Regions from separate parts of the Homo sapiens genome. Here region 1 is linked to region 2. Evidence: chromatin contacts called from ENCODE Hi-C or POLR2A ChIA-PET data. All regions are on one chromosome and are shown on one strand. Each heading gives the region's core, a stretch centred on a gene start or an enhancer-like site at or near the end of the contact. The rest is flanking DNA. Distances are from core to core; before and after follow the strand shown. Region 1 overlaps LOC124901330 (a long non-coding RNA gene). Region 2 overlaps PAQR8 (progestin and adipoQ receptor family member 8).

The links. A loop is a pair of places that touch in the nucleus more often than their neighbours do. ChIA-PET counts read pairs that join two places held with the same protein, here RNA polymerase II (POLR2A). Pooled maps may share reads with other maps.
Region 1: a loop to region 2 is called in a pooled map, with 4 times the contacts of the local background. The contact joins two enhancer-like sites. A Hi-C loop is called at or near these places in 2 of 50 pooled maps. POLR2A ChIA-PET finds 5 or more read pairs at or near these places in 3 of 52 experiments (GM10248, HepG2 and activated naive CD4-positive, alpha-beta T cell).

The regions. Positions count from the first base shown.
Region 1 is chr6:52,595,776-52,602,844 of GRCh38, reverse strand. LOC124901330 (a long non-coding RNA gene) reads right to left here. Exons shown (of 2, transcript XR_007059610.1): 2 at 614-6,643. Among named protein-coding and RNA genes, the nearest start is that of TRAM2-AS1, 22 kb to the right of the region's middle. Within about 2 kb of position 4,449, at least 10 of the 41 ENCODE cell types and tissues checked have a DNase peak (open chromatin) inside an H3K27ac peak, as active enhancers do.
Region 2 is chr6:52,386,134-52,393,495 of GRCh38, reverse strand. All of the region lies in intron 1 of PAQR8 (progestin and adipoQ receptor family member 8), which reads right to left. Among named protein-coding and RNA genes, the nearest start is that of PAQR8, 28 kb to the right of the region's middle. RefSeq lists enhancers at 3,231-3,440, 2,082-4,566, 7,202-7,311. Within about 2 kb of position 3,680, at least 26 of the 41 ENCODE cell types and tissues checked have a DNase peak (open chromatin) inside an H3K27ac peak, as active enhancers do.

The DNA.
Region 1 (7,069 bases), core at 3,200-5,699, 210 kb before region 2:
CACTGACACCTACAAGGCCTGAGGAAGGTGCTTTGGAATGGAGGGAAGAAAAGCACTAGGCCACAGCCCAACTCATCTGCCATCAACCTTTATCTGACCCCTGGACAAAAGAGCAGGTCCACTTACATTTGATGATTTAAAGTTCTCTTTTCTCAAAAATGCACTTACCCCTGATCTCACTATTAAGGGGACTTATTGGTACATTTATGATGAAGACACTGAAAGCTGGGACAAGTTTGGAAGGTTTTGTTGGGATGGTGAGAGTGGGAGAGGTGTGGTGGTTAGGGCAAGGTTGCAAATAGGGAGCCTTTCCCTAGCGGATAGAGAGCCTTAGGGAGGTACTCCTAGACCAAGAGACATCCTAACACCGTAAACAAAGGATCAAAACCAGGCAAGGAGATCCTTAGGAGAAGAATTTTGTCTGCCAGTTTGGCCTGAAATAGAACTTATTTATGCTACTCTAAACCGTTATCAGTTGTTTGTACCTCTGTATAAAGGAATTTCTCCTTTTTTCTAAGAGGAAGCCACGGAAATATTGAACACCGGTGGGAAAGGTCATGGTTGAGGGAATAAAGGACCTAGAAGAATGAAGACTGGAGATGAAGACAGCAAATGTTGCTTATATTTATTTTTGCAGCCCAGAGCATGAAGGATGAAAATTACTTAAAACTGAGTAGGACAAGCAAAAAGGCAGCAGCAGACAGATCAGCTAAGATGGTAACAGAAGGTCAATCTTCAATCTTGAACAGCGGGTGGAAGGACCTAAGCAAGAATTTTATTTCTTCAAATATTAAAAGTCAGATGCTTGAAACCAGTACAGCCATCTTACGTGCATAAATATAAAAGAATATTACCACTCTTACAATTGTCCCTTTTCTCCTGTTCCTTGTAGTCTGTTTTGTTTCAGTCCTCCCAAATCTTGTCACTTCAATGTTCTTTTTTTTTTTTTTTTAATTTTACTTTAAGTTCTGGGATACATGTGCTGAACGTGCAGCTTTGTCACCTAGGTATACATGTGCCGTGGTGGTTTGCTGCACCTATCAACCCATAATCCAGGTTTTAAGCCCAGCATGCATTAGGTATTTGTCCTAATGCTCTCTCTCCCCTTGTCCACCGCTCCCCAACAGACCCCGGTGTGTGATGTTCCCCTCCCTGTGTCCATGTGTTCTCATTGTTCAACTCTCACTTATGAGTGAGAACACGTGGTGTTTGGTTTTCCGTTCCTGTGTTAGTTTGCTGAGGATGACGGTTTCCAGCTTCATCCATGTCCCTGCAAAGGACATGAACTCATTCTTTCTTACGGCTGCATAGTATTCCATGGTATGTATGTGCCACATTTTCTTTATCCAGTCTATCATTGATGGGCATTTGGGTTGGTTCCAAGTCTTTGCTATTGTAAATAGTGCTGCAATAAACATTACGTGTGCATGTGTCTTTATAGTAGAATGATTTTTAATCCTTTGGGTATATACCCAGTAATGAGATTGCTGGGTCAAATGGTATTTCTGGTCCTAGATCCTTGAGGAATTGCCACGCTGTCTTCCACAATGGGTGAACTAATTTACACTCCCACCAACAGTGTAAAAGTGTTCCTATTTCTCCACAGCCTCACCAGCATCTATTGTTTCCAGACTTTTTAATGATCGCCATTCTATCTGGCACGAGATGATATCTCATTGTTGTTTTGATTTGCATTTCTCTAATGACCAGTGATGATGAGTTTTTCTTTATATATTTGTTGGCTGCATAAATTTCTTCCTTTGAAAAGTATCTGTTCATATCCTTCGCCCACTTTTTGATGGGCTTGCTTGTTTTTTTCCTGTAAATTTGTTTAAGTTCCTTGTAGATTCTGGGTACTAGACCTTGGTCAGATTGCAAATATTTTCTCCTATTTTGTAGGTTCCCTGTTTACTCTGATAGTTTCTTTTGCTGAGCAGAAGCTCTTTAGTTTAATTAGATCCCATTTGTCAATTTTTGCTTTTGTTGCAATTGCTTTTGGTGTTTTAGTCATGAAGTCTTTGCCCATGCCTATGTCCTGAATGGTATTGCCTAGATTTTCTGTCAAATCTTGTCACTTCAATGTTCTTTTATCCTATCTAACAAATAGGTCCTGGGTGACTGGATACACAAAGCTTATAGCTACTATTGGAAAGCATGGCAATTTCCTAAAATTGCTCTGTGCTGTGTGCTCCGACCATCACAGAAAAAAAATGTATTCAAAAATTATATTTTATAACATATTAAACATTGAGTACCTATTGAATACAAAACAATGTGCTGATAAGACAGAACTGTGTTTATCCAAAGTTATACTGCACTAGTGCTTCTGAAGATTGGGAATCCCTTATTTAAAGAAAACGCCATGGGATGGAAACTTGAGTTATGAAAGTCTCATTTCTATAATTACCACCACCCTCTCCAGTCTCTTTCCCCCAACTTGCCTTTTCTCATCTATAAAATGCACAGTTCACTGATTTAGGTGGTCTGCTCATTGATTTGTAAACATGGATCGAGATGCCAGACCATCATTCATGCACATTGGCCTTGTTCACAGACATAGAAACTAAAATAAATTAGACTTGGGCCAGCAAGCGATCAGCATGACCTCAGGAGGCAGAGACTGCGTGTCCCTCACAGGCCTTCCCTGGCCTTCCTTCAGTGTTAAACAGTGATTCAACATGGTCCCGACCTGACCAAGCTTGGTCTCCTCAACACCAGAAGATTCTGAGTCTCCCAACACCTGCAAAGGTTCAGACATCTGCCCTGAGATGTTAAACAATCCATTCTGGTCTAGCTAGCACCGGGGGAAAAGAAAGGTCTTGAAACAACACAAGATGTTTCAAACTTAGCCTTCGAGAAAAATAAAAACAATATAGGTTCATTTGTAGAAAGTTTGGGAAATGTAGAAAAACACAAAGAAATAATAAAATTTACCTATAACTATGTTTTCCAGTGATTTTTATGTACATCAGTCAAACCTTTTAGAATAAGTTTTGGCTGGGCGCGGTGGCTCATGTCTGTAATCCCAGCACTTTGGGAGGCTGAGGCGGGTGGATCACGAGGTCAAGAGATCGAGACCATCCTGGCCAACCAACATGGTGAAACTCCATCTTTACTAAAAATACAAAAATTAGCTGGGAGAAACCCCATCTCTACTAAAAATACAAAAATTAGCTGGGTGTAGTGGTGCACGCCTGTAGTCCCAGCTACTCGGGAGGCTGAGGCAGGAGAATCACTTGAACCCAGGAGGCAGAGGTTGCAGTGAGCCGAGATGGCACCACTGCACTCCAGCCAGGGCGACAGAGCGAAACTCCATCTCAAAAAAAAAAAAAAGAATACATTTCTAGGCTAGACACAGTGGCTCACGCCTATAATCTTAGCACTTTGGGAGGCCGAGGCAGGTGGATCACTTGAGGTCAAGAGTTCAAGACCAGTCTGGCCAACATAGTGAAACCCCATCTCTACTAAAAATACAAAAAATTAGCCGAGTGTGGTGGCACACTCCTGTAATCCCAGCTACTCAGGAGGCTGAGGCAGGAGAATTGCTTGAACCTGGAAGGCGGAGGTTGCAGTGAGCTGAGATCACACCACTGCACTCCAGCCTGGGCAAAAAAGAGAGACTCCGTCTCAAAAAAAAGGAAAAAGAATATATTTATGAGCAAGAAAAAAAGATAGTTTTAATTGGTGTCATGTAAGACACTTCCAGGAAATGCAATGTCCCTGTTTTGTTTTATTTCATGTTTTTGGTGGGGGGAGGTGAGCGTTGGTGCTAAGAAATGCACAGGACTATTTCTTAGTCCAGAGCAGTCTTCCTGTGGCAGAAGCATGTTGGAAACACAGACTGTGGGCCATACCCCACACCTACTCATTCAGAATCTTCACTTTACAAGATCCCCACCCCCCACAATTCAATGCTTCCAAGCTGTGCACCTTAAGTTTGTGAAGCATTGGCCCATGCAGCCCTCTTTCTCGCCTTTCTCAGGTGGTATTGATTGTCAGGATTTGTATATAACTTTCACACCTACTTGATGTTGAAACTAGCAATAAAAATCCCACCTCCGTGGGAGTAAACACCTTTTGCTCAAGCCACAGCTGCACATTCTTTTGGGAAAGCTCTAAATGTGTTACCTTCTAAATCCCCTGAGAGTTGTGGGGTGCTCCAAAGGGAAGTCCAGGAAAGAAGGCAATGCTTCCTTTTGCTTCCCTCTCAAAGTCCATTCCAGGGTGAGAGCTGTTGTGTGTGTGGCCCCTTTAGTCATAGTAAATCATTCACCCAGTGGGGGACGAGAGAGATATTCACAAAAGACTTCTTAGAAGCCTATGGGGAAAGATCCACACAGTCCACTGCACTATCATCCCCAACTCTCTCTTTCCTGCCTCCAACTATCCCTTTATCCTTTGATCATCCACCAGGGGGCCCCAGGAAGTACAGGCAGGGTGCGCGGACTGATGACGACCCCTAATCAGGCGAGCTGGGATCAAGAACTTGAGCGCCTGGAGGAAGAAAAAGAAATGACAGAAGCCAAAACAGTCGTGTCTGTCTGAGCTGCCAGCCACAACCATGTGTGGGCATCGGAGCGTATGTCAGAGTCAGGCCGGCCAGTGCAAAGCCTGCCAAAGGGCTGCTTCGATTAGGTCTTCACTTGAAATCTTAACCAGGCAGATGTTCCCTGGCAGCCATCTGAAGCCATCTAGGAAGGGCAGCCTGTCCAGGAGTGGCTGCTTCTAGGTGGAGTCTCATTAATCTCTCCCTTTGTTTTCATTTTGCAAACTTGATAGCTGTGGCAAAGTCTCTGTGTCCAGGCACCATGGCTCCCTCTGCATCCTGGCATTTGGTCCTCTACCTCTTTGACACCATCAAGTAATGCTGCTGGTGCCCAGTTCTTGCCTGGGCTATCAAGAGTTCATCTGGTGCCTCTCCACTACTAAGCCTGGCTTTTTAAGCTCTTGGAACCTGATTTGCAAATCCTTCCATGGGAGCCTCTGGGACACCTATGGAGGTCCAGTACCTGATGCACAGGAGAAGGATGAAAGATGGATAAGAAGGGCTCTTTCTGACCTTGGGGAACTTACAAAAATCACCCAATTTGTCCCAGAAACCCCCAAATGTTTATAAAGCAGTAACCATGGTGGTCTTTTTCTATCCAGAGGTTATGGAATGTAAGTGGTTGAAAACGCAGGTCCTGGGTTTGCAGAGACCTGCATTCAGAATCTGGCCTTCCCTGTCACTAGCTGGGTGATCCAGGTTTGCTTTCTCAATGTTTAGTCCTCAGTTTGTCCCTTTTTAAAATGGGGATAACAACACGTGCCTCATAGATTCTTATGAGGATTAAATGAGACATAGTATGTAAAACACTTAGTGAGTACTCAGTAAAAGGTAGTGTTATTGTTATTATTGTTATTATTATTATCACATAAAAATAGACAAGTCCATTTAGATTATTCCAGATAACCTAACAAGTCAGTGTTGTAACCCAGAAGGCCTGGGTTTCAGTTCTGGATCTGCTGTGAATTAGTCTTGTGATAACCTGTGAGCCTCAGTTTCTTCAGCTATAAAATCTAGATAACACTATCTGGACTTTTGTTCCTGTTTTAACTAACATTTATCAAATGATAACTTTGTGGTAGGCATCATTGTAAATGTTTTTCATGTTAAATTCATTGAATCCCCTCATGTCCCTGTTTTGCAGATAAGGAAACTGAGGCAGAGGGACGATGTGCCCAAGGTCAAGCAGCTAGCAACAGATGGAGCTAGGATTCCAACCCAGCCAGTCTGGCCCTAGAGCCTGCGTTCCTGATCTTATTATGAAAAATCAAATGGCATAATGATTATGAAAGTGCTTTGGGAGTGGGAAGCATTATACAAACATGAGATTGTTACTAGTCATCCAAGTTTCTTCGTGTTTGGTCTTCAGCTGGGATCCTTAACCTTTCCTGGCAAGGCATGGAATGGGGAACATCTTTAGATTTTCCTGAAGGCCTTCATTTAATCACTGGCTGTTATGAGTTGAGGGGAGCTAAGTTTCCAGCATCCTTTTGCCAGTGAATAACAGAAGTGGGACTGGAAATCAGGTTCTCTGACTCTTAGCCCTATGATACTGTTCTCCAGCCTCACCAATCCTCAGAGGCTTATTTTGGTTGGCACATAGTTCATACTTCCTGTGACTACTTATTTCACAAGATTACATTCTGGTTTCTCTCTTTCTCTCTCTTTTTTTTTTTTTTTTTTGAGACTTTTGATTGAAATACAGCATACGTACAGAAATGTGCACAGATCATAAATGGACAGCCCAGTATGTCCACATTGTGTAAACAGCACCCAGACAAAGAATTAGTGCATTACCAGCACTCCTGGAGCCCTCTAGCCCCTCCCAGCCACAACCACCAACAAAGGGACCACTATCCTGACTTCTAACATCACAGATTGGTCTTGCCTGGTTTTGAGCTTGACATAAATGGGATTTCACAGTACTCTTCTGTTTCTGGCTTCTTTTGCTCCACATTATGTTTGTGAGATTTGTCTGTGTTTTGCATATCGAGTAGTTAATTATCACTGCGATAGAGTATTCCATAGTACTGGGCTTCTGAACAAAATCAAGAGGCACACACAGAGAGAAGTGTCCTGAAACACTTCAAGCTGGTCCTTAAAAACAAAAAAAAAAGTTAAAGCAATGAAATTGGTCAAACACCAAAAAAAAGTAGTTTAATCTTTACAAATTAGATACAACTTATTGGCCATCTCTTAAAAGCTGCTTTCCCAGATCACTCCCCCATCCCTCTCTCCTCTCTTTCCCCCTAGATGCCCATAGCCCCACATGGCTGTATCACCCAGCCTGAACAGAGAGTTGGGGGATGGAGGTTAATGAGCTGTGTTCTGCTTGGGTGAACCCACCTTGACCTTAGAATAACTCAGAGCCTGGACTGTCTCCAACTTGGCCAGTAGGGTTTCTGCATCTTCAGCAGCATCACAGCCACCCTCACCCACAGTAAGAGAAACTGCCTCTCATGTTTAAAATTTGGGAGCTATTCCCCTTGATCCCTATTAAACTGGACTGAGTCTGCCTCAGGA
Region 2 (7,362 bases), core at 2,431-4,930:
GGCATGGTGGCGCACACCTGTAGTCCCAATTACTCAGGATGCTGAGGTGGGAGGATCACTTGAGCCCAGGAGATTGAGGCTACAGTGAGCCATGGTTATGCCACTGCACTCCAGCCTGGACAACAGAGCAAGACGCCGTCTCAAAAAAAAAAAAAAAAAAAAGAGAGAGAAAGTGTCAGAATAATAGTATCAAACACTTATATGATGTTTAGCACATACCAGACAGTGTTTTGGGTGCTTTGAAAATATTAACTTATTTAAACTTCCCAACAATACCTGACACCAGTACTATTATCATTCCCATTTCACAGATAAGGAAACAGTTACAGAGAGATTACATAACTTGTCCAAGGCTGCACAGTATGTGATAGATCCAGGAGGTGACTAAGCAGTTGACTCTAAAGTCTGCGTTCTTAACCACTATGCCTCAAAAAATGCCCTCTATGACTAAACCCCAATATTTTTTGATATACAACTTCAAATATGCTGCTGCAATACTGCTTTGCTTCATTAACAAAAATAACTTGCAGTTGGCCTTACAAAAACAATCAGTACTGCAAAGTTTCTCAGATCTTTGACACTGAGTTTACTTGTAAATCAGATTCCAATACTCCCTAAGAGAATAAAATGTGACTTCCACAAAATCTGAGTGGAATCTATCAAATAATCCAAATAGGTCTATTAGCCCAGATAAATATGATCATAAATCTGATGGGCTTCTTTCATATTAAAGAGACACATGGTTTGTTGTGGCTAGCTTTACAGAACTGGTGTAGTGAGACATTCCAATCATAAACCTGAGGTCATTTATCAGCCTACTAATGGAAAGCACAATGACAATGAGATCACTAAATCTGCTATGCATATAGCAAGCTACCTAAAAAGCCTTTCCCAAATTAACAAAGTGGGGAATTAAAGAAAAGCTCCATATTTGGGAAACTGGCATTGTTTGGTACTGAAGACATTTTATCTGGATGACAAATAGAAGCACTCCAAAGCAATAGTGTTTCCTGACCTATTACAAGGATGCTATGTGAATCTACCACAAACTTGGAATAGCTGATTCCCTGGAAAGAACACTGGGCAAGAAATTAGAAGTCCCAATGTTTAGTTCTAGCTCTATCACTATGTGACACTTTTTTTTTTTTTTTTGAGATGGAGTCTCGCTCTGTCACCCAGGCTGGAATGCAGTGGCGCGATCTTGCCTCATTGTAACCTCCGCCTCCTGGGTTCAAGCAATTCTCCCGCCTCAGCCTCCCGAGTAGTTGGGACTAAGGGCGCACACTGCCACACCCAGCTAGTTTTTTTTGCATTTTAGTAGAGACGGGGTTTCACCGTGTTGCCCAGGCTGGTCTCGAACTCCTGAGCTCAGGCAATCTGCCCGCCTAGGCCTCCCAAAGTGCTCTAAGTGATTTTTAAGCAAATTATTCAACCTCTCTATGCCTTGGTGCCCTTGTCCTTAAGATGGGGGTGTAATCTATATAAGCTCTAATACTGTAAAATTCTGTAATTCATCTGGGCTATGTTTTGCTTTGTACTGAACATCAAGCAGCATGCTGGAATCACCAACAAACAGATCCTGTGACATCACTTCATGTCACTGTGTGTGGGACTCACACAGATGGTAGGAAAGTGACCTGCTGGTTGTTGGATAGAGGACAAATGAGCAGCAATTCCTATCAAAGGCAAAAGAAATGCTTCCAGAATTCACAGAAGCCCAGCTTCACACATCACTGCATAATTATAAATGGCTGCAAAGGAATAGCAGCCAAAATGACAACTTGGTGTCCATTTATAAGGACTGGAACTGTGCTTTAAGCAGCCTTTGAGCCAGAGGTGGAGTTGGAAACAGTCTCACATGCCTCAGGATCTCCATAGTCGTTAAGTGAGAGAACTCTGGGCTCATACTGATCTTTATAGCTACATCTTCCAAGGAGCATATCACTATTTGTAAAGTCATATTTGAAAGAATGGCACTACCAGTGCAATCCTGTTATTAGCAGAGATCATTTGAACATCGATTCAGATTCACCAATGGTCAGTGCATATTTCCTCCCTATATTTAACAAAACCTAACAAACAGAATTTCGACATCCAAAAATGGAGTATTTGATTGTGTAAATTAAGATAAATCTATAAAATAGAATACTATGCACTTATTAAAATAACTAGCATATTTACATTTATTGTTATACAAAGATACACATGATATGTGAGCTCCATTGGTTTTTCACTGTAGTCTCCACTGCACTTAGAAAAGTGATGGACTAGCACATTGTACATTCTCAAAAAAGATTTCTTGAATGAATAAATGAGTCAAAGACATGTAAAGGAAAAAACAAATTTAAAGTATGTGTTCCGCCCAGCCCTATTTTTGTAATCATACAAACATGGTACAGATGAAGTATGGAAGTGCATATAATCAAAACAATATAGCTATTGCCATGAAGGGATTGTGGGGAATTTTACTTTTCTTCTGGAAATACTATCATTATCGTACTTTTTAACAACAAACATTTACTACTTTTGTAATTGGAAAGCAAAAGTTAGTACTACTCTGCAAATAGGAATATTTGACATAAATATGCAAAAATTGGTAAAACCTAAGTTGGTAAAATATTAAGACCCTCCCCAAGAAACACCCCAGCATTATAAAGGAATACACCCATACTTGCATTTTTCTGTGAGCTCAACTAGTTAGCATACCAAATTAATTATTACGAGTAACCTAACTATACTTGCCATAGGGTAAGCTATTGGTCATGGGGGGTTTAAAGGGAAAAAAATATGTAACATCTACTGTTAATGCAGCAAAGATGTTCTCTTAGATTGGAAAAGCCAGTATACACAATATTGTCAAAAGACCTTCCCCACAGCACACAAACTCAAACGGCATTAATACGTGAGTCACTTCCTGACCATGTGGGTTTGTGGTACGGCTGAACCGTGCCTATAAAAAAAAAGTAAGGTACACCTTTTTGCCACAGATCTGGCAGCAAGATGTGTCCTTCTGGGCTCAGTGAGCTCTCCACTTATGAATCTTTTCCTCTGTGGTGCCCTATAATATTCCTAAGAGGAGAAAGAAAAGACAGCCTTAATTTGTTGCTGTGCCCTGGGAAAGATGAGCAGAGCAAATTTCCTCTGAGTGCCTTTTTCTCTTTATCTAACTAGAACCCTCTAGCTAGAATTTCTGTCTGTTCTGTCACTTCCTATACTTTCCACATCTCAGCTAATCTCACTTGAGAAAGTACTGGTTTCAAAATGCATCATTACAGACAGAGAATGCATCTGCCACATGGAATAAATAGTATCTGTGTTTAATCTGTCGAGTGGGAGAAGTCAGAGGAGCTGGGAACAATTTACTGGGAGAACACACTGAGCAGTCTCCAGGCAATCAACAGTTCAGGTGTGAAGATCATGTTCTTCTGAGGCTTCTTGTTTGAGTAAAGGTAAACTTTGCTGTCTGAAACTCCCACTAATTAAAGCCTAGGGACAGGTGTCTCCCTGGACTTTCTACATGAGTGTAACTATCGGCTTCGTTAGGTGTGGTTTGGCTTCAGTCAGGCAACCTCTCAACTAGATCTAGCTTCTCACCGGCAGGAAGCTTCATCACTGATCTGCAAACCAGCTGGGACCCGGGCCAACCCGGGTGAACGTGAAGAGAGCTGCTCATTTCCACTGGCAGGAAATCAATCTTGGAAATGCCCTTTCCACAGCAGAAAATCAGATAACAAATCGAGCTAGAGTTTGGAGCACCATATAAAGAAAGCTGTGTTCCCTAGCAATTAAACATTAACTCTTCTGCAGTGACAACAGTACACTCTCCTGGTGGTTCTAAGACCCAGCAATTTTATTTGCTATAAAGAGTCAAGCAAGTCACTTTATTCTTCATTTCTCCTTAGATATCTCCAAGGCCTTAGTTCAATTCCAAATCACCACAAAGCCTTCTCCAGGCCATCTTGATTCCTCCCCCGCCCCCAACCCTTATCTATCTATTCCACATATTTTGGTAAGGAGAACATCAGGCTTGCCCATTACTTCACTACTGTGTGTGTAGAGAGCCTTCTCTCTTCTGCTTATTGAATTGCAAGCCTCTGGAGACAGGAACACTGGCTTACCTATGCTTTATTTCTATCAGCAAACAGTCAGAGGAAAGATGTCCCCAGAATGTGTCAATAGATCATTGTTCAAAAACAAAGTGAATGACTATCCTTTGCCTGCTTCTAAAGGTAAAAACCAGTGAGATCTAAGAAAACGAAAATGTGGGTTTTCAAAAGAAAACACCATTTGAGTTGGATCTTATTTATTTGTGTGGTTCATCCACTTGCTAGGTATCCGCACCAATATTTAAATTGCTGGCTGAATTTCTAACCATCAGCTTGTTTTTGGTCTATCATCTCCTACCATTTGTCATTTTTATGACCAAGAATGCCTAAGCAAAGACTTAGGAAAAGGAGGGGCCAGGCAGAGAAACATAATGTAAAATAACACTGGAGCACTGTTAGAACTCGTTTTTATTCTTGTTGCATACAAAAGGCAGAACAGACTGTCCTGATTGCCTGAACAAGCCACACACTTGACATCGCCAATGTTATTGTAGCCTGCTGTGCCTGGCAAAACCCACTTCTCTCTCAAATTCAGGCTCAGATATAACCCCTCCCCTGTGAAGCTTAGCGACAGCCTGAAGTAGAACTCATCATGTCTTATTAAGCCCTCTGTCTTTGTCCATTCAGGGTGCTGTAAGGAAATATCAAAGACTAGGTGGCTTATAAACAACAGAAATCTATTTTTCACAGTTTCTAGAGGCTGCAAAAGTCCAAGATGAAGGCACCAGCAGATTTGGTGTCCAGTGAGGGCCCACTTCTGGTTCAAACATGACTGTCTTCTTGTTATGTCCTCACATGGCAGAAGAGGCAAGGGAGCTCTCCTGAGTTTCTTTTATAAAGGCAGTAATACCATTCATCTAGGCATTCATCTAGGTCAGTGGTCCCCAACCTTTTCAGCACCAGGGACCAATTTCATGGAAGACAATTTTTCCACGTATGGGGGCTGGGGGTTGAGGAGTATGGTTTCATGATGATTCAAACCCATTACATTTATTGCTTTTTTTTTTTTTTCCTGACACAGGGTCTTGCTCTGTTGCCCAGGCTGGAGTGCAGTGATGCCAACTCAGCTCACTGCAACCTCCACCTCCCAGGCTCAAGCCATTCTTGTGCCTCAGCCACCCAAGTAGCTGGGATTACAGGCATGCACCACCACACCTAGCTGATTTTTGTATTTTTAGTAGAGATGGGGTTTCGCCATGTTGGCCAGGCTGGTCTCAAACTCCTGACCTCAAGTGACCCGCCCACCTTGGCTTCCCAAGGCGCTGGGATTACAGGCATGAGCTACCGGATCCAGCCTATTTCTATTATTTTTACATTATAATATATAAGGAAATAATTATACAACTCACCATAATGTAGAATCACTGGGAGCCCTCAGCTTGTTTTACTGCAACTAGACGGTCCCATCTGGGGTGATGGCAGACAGTAACAGATCATCAGGCATTAGATTTTCATAAGGAGAGTACAACCTAGATCCTTTGCATGTGCAGTTCACAATAGGATTGGCACGCCTATGAAAATCTAATGCTGCTGCTGATCTGACAGGAACTCAGGCAGTAAAGCCAGCAAAGCAGAGCGGCTGTAAATACTGATGAAGCTTTGCTTACTCGCCCACTGATCACCTCCTGCTGTGCAGCTCAGTTCCTAACAGGCCACAGACAGGTACTGGGGGTTGGGGGATCCCTGATCTAGGTGATCACCTCCTAACGGCCCCACCCCCTAATATCCTTACATTAGGGGTTAGGATTTCAACATATTAATTTGGGGAGACACTTCAGTTTATAGCATCCTCTTAGCATTATGCTATAACTGGCTATACATGTGTCTTCCTTTATATTAAATTGTGAAATTCATTGGGTTGCATAAGGAAGTTATTCAAAATATTTTTTCAAAGATTTTAGCTTGTGTTACTTGATTGTGAGAATAACTGAGGTACACTGAATTTAAGTGACCTATTCAAAGCCCTAAACCAAATCAACAATAAGGTATGGGCAGACCCCAATAATTCTGACCCGTGTCCCAAGAGTCCAGCCAACTGACTGCGTCTTTGTGAAAGAACATCTATCAGCTGTGAATGAAAAGGAAGTATTAGATGAGAAGATAGTGCTTGTCCATCTCTGAGCTGCTGATGGACTAGGAATCCTGGCTCACTGTAGTGACCCAGGAGCACTATCCAGAGCCTTCTCTCCCAAGACATCCCATCAGGGCTCTTTCCTAAGGGCACCCCTGAAGACCCTGCTCCACTTCCCAGTGTGGCCTTTTCTGTAATTAGAAGTAGTAATTAATAATCAGTTGCAGAGAAGTGAGCCAAGATTGTGCCACTGCACTGCAGCCTGGGTGACAGAGTGAGACTCCGTCTCAAAAAAAAAAATCATTAGTTATTCCATAGAAGAGCTTCATTTGAAAAGTCAATCTACTCAGTTCAGATCAGTAATTGTAAACTATCACAAAGCTACAGCTTTCATCTCCATGATATTACAATTACCTACCTGCCTAACCTGTAGTATCTACAAAGGTTGTGATTGTTTATCACTCAGAATTACTTCATTTTAAAAATTTTTCAACTTTTCTTTTCTATTCAGGAGGTATATGTGCAGGTTTGTTACAAGAGTATATTGCATGATGCTGAGGTTTGCGGTATGACTGAGTCCATCATCCAGGTAGTGAGCATAGTACCCAACAGGTAGTTTTTCAACCTTGCCCCGGTCCCTCCTTCTCCCTTCTTGTAGTCCTGTGTCTATTTTTCCCTTCTCTATGTCCATGTATACCCAATGTTTAGCTCTTACTTATAAGTAAAAACATGTGGTATTTGGTTTTCTGTTTCTGCATTAATTCACTTAAGATAATGTTGCTGCAAATTCTGTTTTACAGCTCCACAGTATTCCATTATGTGTACATACCACAATTTCTTTATTCAATTCACTGTTGATGGGCACTGAGGTTCATTCCTAGGTTGATCTTTGCTATTTTTGAATAGTGCTGTGATGAACATATGAGTACATGTGTCTTTTTGGTAGAACAATTTGTTTTCCTTTGAGTACATACCCAGTAATGTGGTTGCTAGGTCAAATGGTAGTTGTGTTTGGTTCTCTGAGAAATCTCCAAACTGCTTTCTTCAGTGGCTGAAATTAATTTACATTCTCACCAACACTGTATAAACGTTCCCTAACCTCTGCAGCCTCACCAACACCTGTTATTTTTTTTTAATTTAAATAATAGCCATTCTGACTGGTGTGAGATAGTATCTGGTTGTAGT